Linked DNA regions of Homo sapiens: all the other regions are linked to region 2. A link is a contact called in ENCODE Hi-C data. All regions are on one chromosome and are shown on one strand. Each heading gives the region's core, a stretch centred on a gene start or an enhancer-like site at or near the end of the contact. The rest is flanking DNA. Distances are from core to core; before and after follow the strand shown.

Region 1 (2,710 bases), core at 168-2,667, 970 kb after region 2:
ATGTTTTTATTCCCAGATTCTTCTCGCTCTAATTTTGGAGTTTTTGTGTTTTTCTTCTTGTGACTATATATATGTCATATATATTCATATATACATTAATATATAATCTCTATATATGAATATGTTTTTTGTCAATTTTTAAAAGCTCTTCTCCTTCCCGTTTTGACTTTTATATATTACTTATGTATTTTCTCCCTTCTATTTTCTGGAATCTGTCCTCTGACTTGCAATGTTAAGAGCATTCCTACTAGTGTGTCCTGTGCTGTGCAGGTTTGCATGTTTATGAAGCTTCCTTCTTGGAATATATGGACGATCTTTCACCTGGCTGAGGCTCCTCCTCCTCTTGCGTCCTCAACAAGGACCCGCGGCCACTGTCAGGGCTGCCCTCAGCATGACGCGGATTTCAGGGAAGGCTGGGTAGGGTAGGAATGTGTTTGAACCCCAACCAGGACCCATGGGAGGACTACTATGTGGGTGTTTAGGCAGCTATCAGGACAGTATTCGAAATCCAGATTCTCCGGGGCATGCGGCCTTGGCCATCACACGGATCTGGGGGACTCCCAGGCTGCAGACACTGCAGGCAGAAGGAAGCCGTGGTTCCTACCGGAGGCGCGAAGGCAGTGAAGTCGCCTCCACTCCAGTGTTCTGCTCTTGCTCCCTGCAGCCCTCGCCGCCCCGCCCGGTCCACGACCAGCTCCTCCCTGGGGATCTCTCCGAGCAGTGCCATTTTGCAATTCATCCTCCAACATTTCCAAGTAAAGCTTTTCTGTCATATTTGTGTTCGGGGAGTCTCTAATGCTTTAAGGCAAAGAAGTCAGTAATTTGGAGCTTCAGGCCTCTAGCAGGGTGGGAAAGGGGAGTCTCTTGCTAAGTCAGTAGGCGCCTGGGTGTCCTCCAAACCCCATAGGGCTTGTGGGACCTGTGCCACCCCTCCTACAACAGGGCCTCCTGTTCCTCCACAACAAGCTGGCTCTGTGACCTGCAGGATGGAGAAAGGTTGTCCTGGCCCCTGCCAGACTGGGAAACATCAGGGCTCTCAGGAAGGACAGGGATTTCCCCACACATTAACCTTGTGCAGGGGATTGGGAGGGAGTTGGTGCAAGCCTTTGAATTATTGTCCCCTTCCTTTCACTCTTCAGTATGAGCGTGAGCCTTCCTCCCCAAATACATGAACAATTTTTAGGAGACTTAGATAGAGAGAAACGCAATATTTAGGATCAAGTTTAAGATCCCCCAGAATTTCCCTCAAGAACGGCTAAAGCACATGGCCAAGAATCCCCTCACTACCAGCTGTGATCAATCAGGAGAGGGGAGGGGGCAGCTCCTAACACGACAGAGGCGAGTCTTGGCAAATGGATCTCATCTCCTGTGGGCTGGTCTGATCTTAAACTCCAAGGGAACCGCAGAGGCCTTTGTTCCTGCCTCACAGAAGGCGGCCGCCCGGGAAGCCGAGGAAGACCCATGCATTAGCCTATGGCGCCACCTAGCAAAACCAGGGGGTACTTAAGAAAGATGGAGCTGGGAGGTTGTGGGGTTTGTTTTGGATTGGTTTTTTTCCACAACCAGAAAAGGGGGTTTCCATTTCATTCACAGAGTTCTGGGAAATGGAATTTGTATAAAACATTTTTTGGTCATGATGGAAAACATTTATTTGACTCTAATGAGAGAATCTGACCCAAAGGCAATAGTAATCAAAACCTACGAGGACAAGTGCTTGATTCTCTGAACTTGTTGTTTTTTTTTTTTTCTAGTAACAGCTGTGACTATGCAGTTTTTGCTTCAAAAAGAACTTGATTCTATCTTACGTTAAAGATATCTTAAGTTAAAGAGTTACTTCTGGGCAATGTCTTCATGTCCAGAAGGGAAGAGGGGCTCGACACCGTGCTGCAGACAAACAAGTACGGTTGTGTCAAGGGACATTCTGACAATTTTATGATGTCACTTTGCCCCTTTTGGGTTCTGGAAAGTGAACTGTGGCTTCCCAGCTCCCACACATTAGCCCCATGAGGAGACACTTGGTGTACGTGCTGAAAATGCAGCACACCCGGCCGGGCACTGTGCCTCACGCCTGTAATCCCAGCACTTTAGGAGGCCGAGGCGGGCGGATCACCTGAGGTCAGGAGTTCGAGACCAACCTGGCCAACATGGTGAAACCCCATCTCTACGAAAAACATATAAAAATTAGCCGGGCATGGTGGCGGGCGCCTGTAATCCCAGCTACTCAGGAGGCTGAGGCAGGAGAATCGCTTGAACCCGGGAGGCGGAGATTGCAGTGAACCGAGATCGTGCCACTGCACTGCAGCCTGGGCAACAGAGTGAGACTCCGTCTAAAAAAAAAAGAAAAGAAAAGAAAATGCAGCACACCCAAAACATCCTTGGAGACCACGTCCAGATGGGAGCAGCCCTTCCCATCTGAAACATACAAATCTTTGTGGAAACAGAGACTCAAGAATGCCTCTAGGTTCCAGGCAAAAAGTGTTTTGATAACCGCACTGAGAAGAGACAGTCTTTGCCTTTAAAGGGTTAGGAGAATACAGTGGTTGTCAATATGGGCTCTGGAGCCAAATGCCTGGGGTCGAGCTCGCTTCCCTATTACTTCAACTTCAGTAACCTTAGTTCTCTATAAAATGAGGCTAATTCATAGGGTTTTTGTGACGTTTAAATGACATAAACCATATAAGGTGCTTACAATAAGACCTGGCACATGCAG
Region 2 (2,700 bases), core at 56-2,555:
CCTGGCGGCGGATTCTACCAAAGCCGAAACTAGCTGGGCCCCAGGAAGCTGGCGGGAACCCGCGAAAGTCCGTTTCCAGCCCGAAGAGGGTTCGTTTTTCTTCGTTGGGGCAGGAAACAAACCACCAGTGCGGAATTAGCCTCGAGGTGGTGTAAAGTAGTGGCAGTGGTGGTGGGGTGTTTTTGGAAGGCGGCACAGAGTACAGGAGAAAAAGGGGTCATTAAAATAATAACCTCAATGGCCTAGTGGAGTCTCAAGAATACGTTCGAGACAGAGATTTGAATCCAGGACTGGCAAGAAAGCCCCTCTCCTAACCTCGACGGGGATGGTTAGTTGGGGTGGAGGGCGTTAGGAACGTGCAGGCAACCGGGTGAGGAATGTAGCTTTGCCAGACCTCGCCCGGAGGAGGTGAGCCCTCCATTTTTAGGTTCTCAGCACCTTTGCAGCAGCCCCTCCCCCGGCCTGCGCTTTTCCTTGGCACAGATCAAAACAAGCTCAATAGTAAGTTGCACTCTTGGCAATGATAGTATCTCTGCACGTCCAGAGAGGACACATTTCGACGGCGGTGGGTTCGAAGATGACCCAAGCCCTGAATCGTTCTGTGACTTGACGGAAGAGCACCTGGCCGAGTCGGGGAAGGAAACTGCCCCTCTTGGGCATTCCGGGTCCAGGCGCATCTGGGGCTCCACAGATCTTTGCCCACGTGGAAAAGGCAACATGCCCCTCCGAAAGGCCGGCCTCTCTCCGGTTCTACTTTTCTCTCTCCTCGCATAGCTTAGGTTCCCTCTAGTCTTTCCACTTTCTACTCTCACCGTTTGCTCTGGGGTCCAGACGCACCCCTCTGACTAGGGCGCCCTTCAGCCGGCCGCACCCACCCGCGACGCAGGCACCACCCGCTCCCTGCTCCCCGGCCCGCTCCCTCACTTACCTCGGATCGGGTCTCCGCAGACCCTAGGTTGGACATTAACTCCAGGTGCCCCAAGTCCCAGCCAGGAGACCCATCCGGGCTGATGGCTGGAGCGCGGAGCCCCGCCCAACAGGTCAGGGGCAAGAGTTCGCAATCCTGGGGTCGCGCGGGGCAGCAAGGGCGCGCTGGAGGCGGCGGCCAAGACTCCCGCCGCCGCCGCCGCCAACAGGGCGAGGGCTGCCGGCAACTCTCCCGCCGGGCCCCCGCACCCCCAGAAGCCGAGGTCCGAGCAGCCGCCGCTGCTTTGGGTGGGGGGCTGACAGGGCTGCGCGCGTCGCGCTCTTGGCTGGGGCTGCGCGGGCCCGGGGCGCTGCGGGCGGCTCAGCGGCAGCTGCCGCGCTCTGCGCCTCCTCTGGGCGCACTGCCTGGGAGCACGAGACTGGTTTGTCTGATGCTGCTGCCGGAGCTGAGGTCTTGCCTGGAGATCCGAACGAGACACCACGTCAACCGGCGCGGGGAGTCCCGTGAAGACATGAGGGCGCCAGGAGCGCAGGCTGGTCTTCTAGAGCCCGGGCTGGGGGTCCGGGGTCCGGGGTGGGGGAGGGGAGGCGCGGGGCCCCGGGAGGGAGGGGTCGGGAGGCGTCGGCTGGGCCTGGCGGTGGGGGAGGAGAGGAGAGCAGCGAGGAGGCCCTGGAGTTCCCGAGGCGGGGGGCCGGGGTGCGAGTGGGCGACGCGAGGCGCCCCTCCCTGGGCTGCAGGGAGAGCGCTGAGAGCGCGGAGACGCCGCGGGGCTAGCGCCTTCTCCTCTCCGGGTGGATCAAAAATCGAGAGGAATGTGCGGCGCTCTGCGCGGGCCAGCCGAAAGGGGCAATCCGAACTTGACCGCGGCGCCCGCGCCGGGCTTTGCCCCCGCGCGCCGCACTGGGAGGGTGGCGCTCTGCCGGTGCAGGGCAGCGCCGGGCTTTCCTCGCGCCTGTCGAAGGCCGGCCTTCCCGCTCGGGTGTCTCGCCCTCTCGCTTCTCCGCAGGGCAGGAGGCAGTGGCGAGAAAAGGAGCTGCCGGCCGGAGTTCTAGCACCGAGAAGGAGAGGTGCGGAGCGGCCGGGTGAGGGAAGCCGAGTATTTGCCAGGGGACGCTGCGAGTGGGGATGAATTTATAGGGCTCTCACTCCGTGACGTGCCCTCCAGTGGCTTTTCTGATTCGCTTTCTGACCTAAACACACATTAGTTTAGTCCCCATGCTAAGGCCAACACGGTCTCCAAATATCTGCTGGCTGAAGTCAGAGGCTTTGCATATCATGTATTACATGGCAGGCAATGAAGAAGGCTTCTGAGGCTGGCCGGCTCCTCAGTCCTAGGCTCCATTTTCATGCTGTTGTAATCTAATACCAGACATGGGGCAGGCACATACATTCAAAATCCCAATTCCAGAGGCGTAAGATCACTTTATCAGGAACGGGTTAGGGGAGGTTGAGCTAAACCTGCTTTTATCCAGATTTTCGAAAATGCAGATGGGAAACTTCAGCAAGCGCCCACTTGGATGCTGAGTTTCCAGCGATCAGGGGCCCGGCCCCCATTCCAGAGCTCTGTGGATGGGAGAGGTGAGACCTTCTGGGCATTCCTTTTGTTGGTTAGTTCACCACCAGAAGCTGCCTGAGCCTTCTTTTGTAGAGGACAGGAGGAGGGCAAGTCCTTACACACCCTGTGCATGGCTATAACCATAAATACATTTCATTCACATGGGGCATGGAATTGGCTGTACCTCTAAAATAATGTACTAAATAGGGCATGTCTT
Region 3 (2,700 bases), core at 11-2,510, 720 kb after region 2:
TTTCTGTTGAAAGAATGTATCTTTTAAAGACACATAAAAAGAAATGCAAAGAACCGATTTCCATATAAATGCCACTCAATAACAATACAGGTTATAACAATATTTGACTGCATTAAACATTCAAAAAGGAACACAAAGATACCCAACTGCAAATAAAAGACCTCATATATTTTTGGTAGCGGAATGTGGGGGGTGGGGGGCAAAAATCACATTAATTCAGATTAATCATGTAAATTCAGAACACGTGATGTGCAGTTTTGTGTCGCTCAGAACTCCTGAATCCAGCTTTGTGCTTTTACACAACATAACAGAAATGGCATCTTTCACAAAGCCTAACTTTGACCTCCAACACTTTAACTTTGGGTTTAACCAGTACACCACCTTCGGAAGTTAGCACATAAAAATACAGGTAAGTCAAATGCACTACGGATACAGAAAGGACGAGGAACAGGTTTAAAGGGGAGTTGAAGCAGAGGGGCACGAAATCACCTGGCAGGTCACCTCTCCGAAGGAAAAACATTTCAAGCTCCCTCCCATCCCCCAGGTAACCTCTGGCCTCAGAACTCACTGCCCTGCGTGGGGCAGAAGTTCTGGGCGCTGGAGTCCGCGTCCCCCAGGACACGAGGGTGACCCAAGGGCGCGCGGAGAGCGGCGGGACCCGGAGCGGCGCTCTCCGGGGTCACTCCCCTAGGACGCTCCGCAGAGCTGGGAGCGCTGCCCCACCCCGCCCGGGCCGCCCCTGGGGACCCCGCTCGGGGCTCCGCGGCTCCCCTGCTCCGCGCCGCGCCCACCCGCCCCCAGGACTCACGGTACGCTCCCGCGCCGCTATCTTGCCATCCCCTGCCGCCGGCTCTGTAGCCTCGGCCGCCGCCCCGGGGCTGCCCAGATCCCACAGCCGCCCGGGGGCAGGAGCCGCCAAGGAGGGGGCCGGGCACAATGCGCCGCCGCCTCCGCAGCCGCCGTCTCGCCTCCCCTGTGTCGGCGCGAGGCTGCTTGAGGCGGCCACGGGCGAAGGGCGGCCCGCTGCGCTCCGCGAACCCCGCGGGCCGCCGCCGCCGCCAGAGCCTCCCAGAGGCAACGGTAACGGCCACCGCCACGGCCGAGTCGCTCCAGCCGGGACTGCGGCGCGCGGGGGCGGCGCCTGCACGCCGCTCGGCTGGGGGCGCAGCGGGCCCGGCCCCGCCCCTGACCCGCCCCTGCCCCCGGCCCCGGCCCCGCCCCAACCCGCGCGCCCCCGCCGATCCCCGGCCGCGCGCCCGCGCGCGCGGGTGCTCCAAGGAGTCGGAGGAACGCGGCCGCGCGACGGGCCCCGGACGCCGAGGGTGGTGCTTCCTCCGAGCCTCCGGTGGTGAGGCCGCTCTCAGAAGGTCATGGAAGCGCAGGGGAGAGCGAGGCGGCCGAGCCCAGGCAAATCCTCGAGAAAGGCCGAGTGCGCGACGGCTCTGCGGGGAGGACCGCGCCTCCCCGAATGCGGCCGCTGCTGCCGCTGCAAACAGTGCCTTGAGGAGAGGAAAGCGGGGAACCGTGTTTTCGCCGCCTCTGTAACCACTGCACACAAGAAAACCAGCTTCTGGGAGAGGGGGATGATTGTTGGGACTTTGCGAATTACCTAAACAGCCCAGGGCCGAGGCGCCGCCGCTCGCGTCCTGGTCCTCCTGCCGGGTGTGGGGCTCCCCTGCCCGAGATGGCCAGCGGGCGCGCCGAGAGTATCCTGGAGCCATCTAGTCTTGCCTCGGAGGCGGGGTGGGCTTATTTGTGCGGAGAAGAAACGGATCTCTTAATGGGGTGAGATTTTTCCTCCGTACATTGTTCCCATTTCCGCAGTTTCACTTGGCCTCGGTTTTCTAGCAGAGTAATCACCAAATGAAATTAGCTGGAGAGCGTTTGATGGCGCAGAATCACGGTCTGAAGATGTTTACGCTGTATGCCGGACGCGTTTGATGGTGTTCTCTTCGGCACAATTAATTTTGCAAAGTTCAGAAATGTGCCAGACAGAGCCCCTGGCACGCAGTCAGGACTCTACAGACACACCTTGAGTAGGAAACAGGCTTGTTTGTTTCATCTGTGATTTATGTGATGCACCAGCACCAAGGCCAACGTGTTTTTTAAAGACCTTTCGATGAAACTCCAAAGCAATTTATAAATTGGCAAAATGAAGCTTGTTTTGTAAAATAACTCTTCCTTGTTGATCATGTAATTAAATGGGCAACAAAACACCTGAAAGGACATTTACTGAAAAGTAGACTCCCAAAACAAAAATATGTATTTCACAGCTAGATACGGTCGCTATTAGCGTCCTAATGGCCAACTCCATCCATGTGCGTATTTTGAACACTAAAAACGCCTCCTGTTACCCCTAAGACCTTGTTTGGATAACATTTTTCTATTATAAGTACTCGAAACCAACCCCATTTAAGATGTTTACCCTTATTCTTGAGTCCTTGATGGTTTGGGAAATTTATCATTATTCATATTGCACAATCCTGTCACTGTCTTTTCCATTAGGCACAGTGCCTAAGGTCCACAATATTTTTAGAGGCCCACAAAAAATATTTTAATTTCTTTTCAAATCAGAAGGAAAAAAAATTTAGGTTTAAGAAAGTATTTTAATATATATTAATATATTTGTTTTTGTGCTAATACAATCTTAAAATGTATGTATATATGTGTGTGTGTATATGTATATATATTTTAATGGAG

Evidence for each region. Hi-C counts contacts between places; a loop is a spot of excess contacts on that map. Pooled maps may share reads with other maps.
Region 1: a pooled map shows a loop between it and region 2 (19-fold over the local background). The contact joins the enhancer-like site here to the promoter of GDNF-AS1 in region 2. A Hi-C loop is called at or near these places in 7 of 50 pooled maps.
Region 3: a loop to region 2 is called in a pooled map, with 4 times the contacts of the local background. The contact joins the promoter of LIFR-AS1 here to the promoter of GDNF-AS1 in region 2. A Hi-C loop is called at or near these places in 2 of 37 single-sample maps with no recorded cell type and 6 of 50 pooled maps.

What each region holds. Positions count from the first base shown.
Region 1 is chr5:38,808,519-38,811,228 of GRCh38, forward strand. The region is part of intron 1 of OSMR-DT (OSMR divergent transcript); the gene reads right to left. Among named protein-coding and RNA genes, the nearest start is that of OSMR-DT, 36 kb to the right of the region's middle. RefSeq lists an enhancer at 2,057-2,557. Within about 2 kb of position 1,418, at least 13 of the 41 ENCODE cell types and tissues checked have a DNase peak (open chromatin) inside an H3K27ac peak, as active enhancers do.
Region 2 is chr5:37,838,579-37,841,278 of GRCh38, forward strand. GDNF-AS1 (GDNF antisense RNA 1) reads left to right here and starts at 1,306. Exons shown (of 4, transcript NR_145476.1): 1 at 1,306-1,460. It overlaps GDNF (glial cell derived neurotrophic factor), which reads right to left and starts at 1,463. Exons shown (of 3, transcript NM_000514.4): 1 at 929-1,463. RefSeq lists an enhancer at 387-1,324.
Region 3 is chr5:38,555,526-38,558,225 of GRCh38, forward strand. It overlaps LIFR-AS1 (LIFR antisense RNA 1), which reads left to right and starts at 1,261. Exons shown (of 9, transcript NR_103554.1): 1 at 1,261-2,700. LIFR (LIF receptor subunit alpha) reads right to left here and starts at 1,121. Exons shown (of 20, transcript NM_001127671.2): 1 at 809-1,121. It overlaps MIR3650 (microRNA 3650), which reads right to left and starts at 2,036; the gene lies at 1,977-2,036. RefSeq lists enhancers at 1,262-2,045, 1,398-1,507.